Linked DNA regions of Homo sapiens: region 2 is linked to region 1. Evidence: chromatin contacts called from ENCODE Hi-C data. All regions are on one chromosome and are shown on one strand. The core of a region is the stretch at or near the end of the contact, and the rest is flanking DNA. Distances in the headings are between cores, read along the strand shown.

What was found. A loop is a pair of places that touch in the nucleus more often than their neighbours do. Pooled maps may share reads with other maps.
Region 2: a map of naive thymus-derived CD4-positive, alpha-beta T cell shows a loop between it and region 1 (19-fold over the local background). The contact joins the promoter of PSAT1 here to the enhancer-like site in region 1. A Hi-C loop is called at or near these places in 1 of 168 maps with a recorded cell type or tissue (naive thymus-derived CD4-positive, alpha-beta T cell) and 9 of 50 pooled maps.

What each region holds. Positions count from the first base shown.
Region 1 is chr9:77,474,309-77,477,967 of GRCh38, forward strand. All of the region lies in intron 2 of GNA14 (G protein subunit alpha 14), which reads right to left. The region is part of intron 2 of GNA14-AS1 (GNA14 antisense RNA 1); the gene reads left to right. Among named protein-coding and RNA genes, the nearest start is that of GNA14-AS1, 28 kb to the left of the region's middle. Within about 2 kb of position 2,048, at least 4 of the 41 ENCODE cell types and tissues checked have a DNase peak (open chromatin) inside an H3K27ac peak, as active enhancers do.
Region 2 is chr9:78,295,038-78,298,696 of GRCh38, forward strand. It overlaps PSAT1 (phosphoserine aminotransferase 1), which reads left to right and starts at 2,088. Exons shown (of 9, transcript NM_058179.4): 1 at 2,088-2,233. The coding sequence starts at 2,174. RefSeq lists enhancers at 1,174-1,443, 1,334-1,917, 1,918-2,501 and a silencer at 2,454-2,693.

The DNA.
Region 1 (3,659 bases), core at 798-3,297:
AAGAATAAGAATGCAATTTTAAAATGAAAAAAATTTGATTAGGCATTTCTACAAAGAAGATACACAAATGGCTGACAAGCACTTGTTATCCATGACAAGCCTCATTATCCATCCAGGAAACACAAATCAAAACCACAAAGCGATACCAGCAACACACAATGGGATTACTGTCACCAAAAAGATAGACAATAACAAGCACTGGTGAGGATGTGGAGAAACTGTAACCCTCATACATGGGTGAGACTATAAAATCATGTGGCCACTTTGAAAAATAGTTTGACATTTCCTCACCTAGTTAAGCATAATTACTAAATGGCCCAGCAGTTCCACTCCTAGGCATATACCCAAGAGAACTGAAGACAAATGTCTACACAAAAACCTGTTCATGAATTTTCACTGCAGCATTATTCATAATAGCCAAAAAGTGGAAACAACACAATACCCATACTGATGTATGGATAAACAAAACATGACTGTTGGATCACATTGAAATATGATTTGGCAATTAAAAGTAAATGAATTACTGATACAGGTTACAAAGTAGATAAGCCTTAAGAACATTATGCTAAGTGAAAAAATCCAGTCACGAATGGCCACATATTACATGATTCCATTTATATGAAATGTCCAGAATGGTCAAATTCATAGAGACATAAACCGGATTAGTTGTCACCTAGGACTGGGAGGTCATGGAAATAGGAGCATGATGGCTTAATGGGTCCAGTGTTTCTTTTATGGGGGACATAAAATTTTGTGATCCACACCCAAGTTGGCTGGCAGCTGTTTGTGTTGAAACAAGCCCAGAGGCAATGAAGAGACAACTCATCTATATTGCTTCCGTCACTCAGTGATGGAAATTCACATAATAATGGAATGCCACAATGAGAACAGGTCTGACATGGAAGACAAACTATTGATATAAACCCTCTTCTCCAGTGTGGCTATACAAGGGAATTTGTTCAACTGGTAATCACCTACGCCCACAGTCAGGCTGTGGGTATATAATGACAAGCAGAAATAGTTGCTATGGTTAAGAAAACATGGTCACTAGGATCAGAACTTGAAAAGGCTTAGTTGGATGACAGGGCTTGTGACATTAAAGCAAAATGACAACACCTGTCCTTGAGTAGTTATTGTACATTACCTAAAATGTATCCTGGGGATGAATGTGGGGCTTAGGCCCTAGGAGAATGGCTCTGGTCCTTCGGTAAAACAGTAGAGAGAGCTGGGGGAATCTGGCTGTGAAGGCAGTAAGTGGTCTGGCTCCAGAGGAGGGTCTGAGAACTGAGCATGGACCCTTCCTTCCCTCCTTGCTCCCCTCTCCTCTAAATCTCACCACTCCTCTTCGTTCTTTCTAGAGCATCCTCCCAGGGAAAGATCAGGTTGAGATAAGCAATCATCTAGGGCACAAAATTTAAGGGGACCGGACATGCATTCTTGGGTCTCTGCACAAACCCCGTGCACCTAGGAGAGCATATGCTGCCCTTGTTCAACAGACATATCTGGAAAGGAGACCTACGTGGGCTCTAGAAGCTGCTCGATGCTGTGGGTTGGGGTGTTGGGGTTCTGGGGTACCCAAAGATAGAGGGATGCAGGCATGGTGGGCATATCCCCTTAGCCCCCTAAAATTGTCACCTCAGTAGGTAGGACACAGCAGGAGCAGGCCTAAGTGTGCCCTTGAGCTTAGACTTCTGATGACTAAATTGGCTTGGCAGAAATACATGTGACTAAGAAATGCAAAAAGAGATGCTCTGCATTATAAGTAATTTGGGAAATTGGAATTCAAACAACAACAATAACTTAGCTTAGATGGGTTTAAACAGGGGAGGGATGTGGTCAGAATGCTTTAGAAATGAAAGAATCTAGTCCTTAAAGTAGCACCCAACTTCCTGGGGAAATGATTCAGATTTTAGATTTTCTAAAATACTGAAATGACAAAATCACACCAACAAGATTGCCTCTCTTGGTACGTTAAAATAGCACAGAATATCAGAGTACTGAAAACCCAGCATCGCCATCTCTAGGTAATGAGGGGGAGGCGCCCTGAGAGCAGGAAATGACATCTTCATCTCTGGGGAGGCCACAGAGCACAGCAGAGCAGCTGGCTCATTGTTGTCTTCTGAATGAACAAAATCAGAATACCAGTTCACACACAGAATCGTAAAGCTCCCACACAGGAGTGTAGAGGGTCCACATATAGAAACATTTGCTGTATAATTGAAGATTATCTGTGTCAGGGAGGCAGTGTGAAAAGAATAAGGGCCATACTGCCTCTTACAACTGGTGACTTCAACACATATGCTCTCTCCTGAAGGCTTAATAAAATGATAGGATAGTAGTTTGTTTGTTTAAAGGCAAGTCCTATAAACTGAAAAGGATAAAATGAATTGGAACTATTGTGGAGGAGTAACAAGAAAATTTGAGAAAATGGAAAAGAGATGCAGATGAGTGAGTACATAGCACTTAACAGGAGAGAAAGCTGAAACCTTGTATCTCTTGGGGAGAAACCCAAAAGAAGTCAGTGGGTTCATACCTGGGAACATTTCAAGGCTCCTTCTGGGTTAAAGGCCCACCATTTAGAAAGGTGGTGGTGTTCCTCAAGGCAGTGGGGTTGGCTCAGGGAAAGACTGCATGAGTAACAGCTGAGTTTCCACCCTTCACAATCATTCCACCTTGTCAGGATTCTGTAATTTGCTCCCTCAGCCAGAAGACATACAGGCACCAAGTATAGTTTAAGGAGGAAGGTGCATTTTGAAACCAGGTATGGGCCAGGCACGGTAGCTCTCACGTGTAATCCCAGCACTTTCGGAGGCTGAGGCAGGTGGATTGCTTGAGGCCAGGAGCTCGAGACGAGCCGAGGCAACATGGCGAAACCCTGTCTCTACTAAAAATACAAAAATTAGCCGGGTGTGCTGGCGTGCACCAGTACTCAGGAGGCTGTGGTGGGAGGATTGCTTGAGCCCAGAAGGCAGAGGTTGCAGTGAACTGAGATCCTGCAACTGCATTCCAGCCTGGGTGACACAGCAAGATCATGTCTCAGAAAAAGAAAAGGAAAAAAAGAAAGAAAACAGATATGTTAAGTAAAAGTCCATGTACTGAATCCTGAGCCCTCCAGCCCCATTCCCCTGCTGAGAATATGGCAGCCAGAGTTGAAATCAGAACATTCCTCAAAAACAGACCTGCTCAGGAGAAAAAGCCTAACTAATAATTACAGGCATTTGAAGTCTCATAATAGGCCACCATCTAATCACCCACCCATAGCACAGAACTTCCTATCCTCTTTTATAGTGCCTTGCTTCTAAGAAAGAAGGAACAGTCAAAGTTAGCAGGCAGTTAAAGACATTCTCCAAAATAAAACAGAAAGGAAGATACGAAGAAAATGAAGCTATTTGAGGGAAGCAGTGACACTGTAGAAAACAGAAGAAGAATGTTATAAAACTTATAATTATTATCTCCAAGAATCAGAGAAAAATCTTGGAAACAAGAACAGAGTCCCATAAAAAAGGAAGAATTGGAGAACAAAGAGAACATTTTAAAAGTTCAAAAGACAGGTGAGGAAAATTGAAGAAATTCCTTCAACAGAATAAAAAGAGAAAAATGCAGAAATTGAAATAAAATAATAAGAAAATTAAAGAACTATCCAGGCAGTGTAATAGCGA
Region 2 (3,659 bases), core at 838-3,337, 820 kb after region 1:
TGCCATCAACCCTATCCCATGGATGGGGGAATCATAAATGTGCAGTGGCCGCGTGCACCTGTGCCACAAATGGACAGGTGAACTCAATTTGCCACAGTTCCCACTACTTGTTTCATATCCCTGAGTGGCCCCTGGAGGCATTTGAGTTTGTGGCTCTGGTTTAAGGTGTTTGTGGGCACAGTGTGAGGAAGAAACATGGAAAAGACAGATTTTCTCTAGACTGAAAAGGAGATTGCCCAGGGGCGGGAGGAAGACAAACAGAGGTCAGTGGGTCCTGAGGCTGACTGTATGTGTGACTTGTGTCCCTGAAATACCATCTTGGAAACTGCAGGACCCCCGGGAGGAATGGCTGCAGGGGATGTCTTAGCAGATGAGACAATAGCCACCGCCACCCCACCCCAAATTCCTGTGCCCCTAGTGGGATACAGAAGTAGTAGGTTGCTCATCAACCCAAGCAGCCACATCAGCTTGGGCAGTGGAAACAACTCAGCCATATCTTTTGGGAACAGAGGACCAAATGGATGTGCTGTCCCTTCTCCCAACCCACTACATGGGACTGTGTATAGCCCTGGTGTTAGGAACTAACTCCAGGAAGGATGAAGGCTGACTCCCTTAGTCTCCAGTAGATAAGCTGCTAGGGGCAGCTACTAATATATAATAACTGAGTTATTTACGTAAAATAATGGATATGTGATGCTTCTTGCATGCCTGAGTTTCTGGGCTGAGATTTATTCTGTCTTGAATGTCGCGGTTTTCTTAATGAAGTTGCTGAGGAACGCAGGGGCCTTGTTCATTTTGCCTTTTTCTGGAAACTTTGTCCTCCAATTCCCAGATCCAGAGCAGTGCCTCTGCTCTCAGCCCCATACCGCCCACATTCTCATTAGGAAAAGCAAACAAAAGCCAAAGTCCTGTCCAGTTACAAGCCTTCTCTAAACGGGGCAGTTGGACTGTATATATTCCTGGCGCATCAATTTTACTCAGACAGGGAAAATATTTTTACATTAAAAGAAACTAGGTTAAATTATGGTAGAGAATGCAAAATTCACAGTTTAAAAATGATGAAATTCCAGACTTCAAAGGAACTTCTTTCTTGCAGGGTAGGGGGAGGGTATTCTGTTTCAGAACCCCATGCGGGTCTCCACTGGAGTTCTTTTGAGAAGGACACTTCTGTGGAAAAGTTTGAGCAGCTCTGGCCCTGCGCCTGGCCTGGCTAGGGGCCACCTTCTTCTGGTTTGGGCTGCAGCGCCCTATGGGTATCGCGTTCTTGTTAATATCTCCTCACGTTTCTAAACTCACAGCTTGTCAGCGCGGGCGCAACCTGAGAGCTGTCGCAGGTTTCCAGCTCACTCGTTTCCCAAAGGAGGAAATGGAGAATCAGCGACTTTAAAGGACTTGCCTGGCGGGCATCCACGCTTCCCAGGCTATCGCTCCTCCCTGCGTCCTTGGCCACCTCCGTTCTTTAATCCTGCAGGAACTCAGGACCCACGTGCAAATACAAAGAACCGTATCCACCCACCCCCGGCCCTTCTTCATCCTGCGCTTCCAACCTTGGGGGGGTCCTCTCTCTCCACTGGGGTATCTGACGCCCGTGGGGGGTGCTTAGAAAAGTTTGGTAGATTAGTGACTGGTGGTTCTGGAACAAATACATCACAGCCCAAACTGGGGGCTGGTGGTGGAGAGGTGGGTGGATGGGGGCTACAAATCTGCTCGGCAACTGCCCTTTCAGCCAAGAGAGAGGAGCTGAGGTCCTCTGGGGTTGGAGGACTGGAACCGGCCAGATTGCGGGCTCAAGGGGCGAAGGCAGGTTGGCAGGGGCAGCCTCTTCCCGCCGCCCACAATCCTCGGGCGGGCGCGCAGCCGAGCCGGCTCGGCTGGCTGGCGCAATCTCGCGCGCTCCTTGCATTGATCAAAAATGGGGGTTGAAACAGTAAACGCGAGGAGGAGCAACTGCTTCGACTCGGCTCAGAAGCGCGACCAATGGGGATGTGAGCTCCTTCGCGCGAACCAATTAGCGCAGGGCCTGCGACAGCACGGGCCAATGGGGCGCCGACTCGGCGCAGGAACAAGGCGGGGGTTCGGGGCCGGCTGCAGACTCTCACCGCAGCGGCCAGGAACGCCAGCCGTTCACGCGTTCGGTCCTCCTTGGCTGACTCACCGCCCTGGCCGCCGCACCATGGACGCCCCCAGGCAGGTGGTCAACTTTGGGCCTGGTCCCGCCAAGCTGCCGCACTCAGTAAGTCCCCGCGAGCGGGCGCCGGGAGTGAGGTTCAGGCGGGAGCACGCACGCGGGTGGGTTTGCATCCCTGCGTGTGGCAGTCGGATTCCCGCTCCCTGCCTTGAGTCCCCTAGGCGCTTTGCATCAGCGTGCACAGCGGGATCAGCAGCTCCGGCAAGCGGGCTTCGGGAAGAATGCAGTTGGTGAGGAAGCTCGGCGAGGCGTGCCCGTGCAGCTGCCCCTGGCCCTGACTGCTGGTGCGAGGCAGTGCACGACTCAGCTGGCCGGGGCCTGCTGTCCCGCCGGTGCCACGCACCTGCAGACGCCCGGGCTGTGCCATCTCCTGGGCCGGTCCGGGGGCTGGGGCGGGGCGAAAAAGAAAAAGCTCTGATCTCTGCCTTCGCCTCGCGCAGCTGTGCGGCGAGCCCGGGCAGTGTGGAGCGGATGCATGAATGGACATAGTGTGAATGAGTGATGAACGGGAATGAACCGATGACAGGTTTTGCATATGCAGTGGATCACGTTAGCTGAAAGGGATTGCAAACTTAAAGGTCCGCGTGTGCGTGCCCCCCTACGCCTTACACCAGTGTTTGCTTTAGCCAGCACTTAGGAACACTGCTTTTCAGAAATGTAAATTTGAAAACCTTCAGTCCAGCTTTCCCCTCCTTGTCCCCCATAGAACCTACCCTTTCCTAAAGCCTTTCTCCCCACCCCCCTCCTTTTTTTAACCTGCTTGTCCCCTAAAGGCGTTCGAGTATTCTAACTCTGGTAGACTTTGGGCTGCTTAACCCAATTCCCTGTTCATTTCGTTCTGGAGTAAACCGAGTGATTGAATTCTCTCCCGGGCCACAATCAGATCTTGCTGGTGGAACTCACTCTCTGCCTTCCCAGGCCCCAGCCCGGCTCCTCCCCTCCCCCGCCAAACCCACCGTCCCCAGCCCCACCCGCAGTGAAGAAGGCAAAGTCTCCGATGTGCCTTGAGCCCATTGTCAGGCGGCTGCCGCCGCCGTTAGATTTTTATTTTTCTAACCAGGATAGAGCTGATAATATGTTGGAGCAGCATGAGGCATAGCCAAGTATTTTACAATTATCAATTGTTGAGCAGAGTAGAAATCTCCCTGGGACAGAGCCTCCTCTGTGTTGTGGTAAGAACAGAGAATCCAATTTTAAAGGGGAAAGGACTTCTTACTTTTCTAGGGGCAGCGCTCACAGTAGCTGAGAGGACAGGGCTTATTTTTTCTCAGTGGTTACAGTTCATTTTAGGCGAGATTCCCTGCTCCAGCTGTGGAGATGTTTCCTGTAGCCTCCTCCTGCACCCCCCATGTTTTGGAGTGTTCCCAACGTTTGTTCCCTATGTATTTCGTTATTAATTTATTACTATAATTGTAATGGCAATTGTCATCAGTAATACAATTATTTGTTATTAATTTTTCTGGGAGGATTT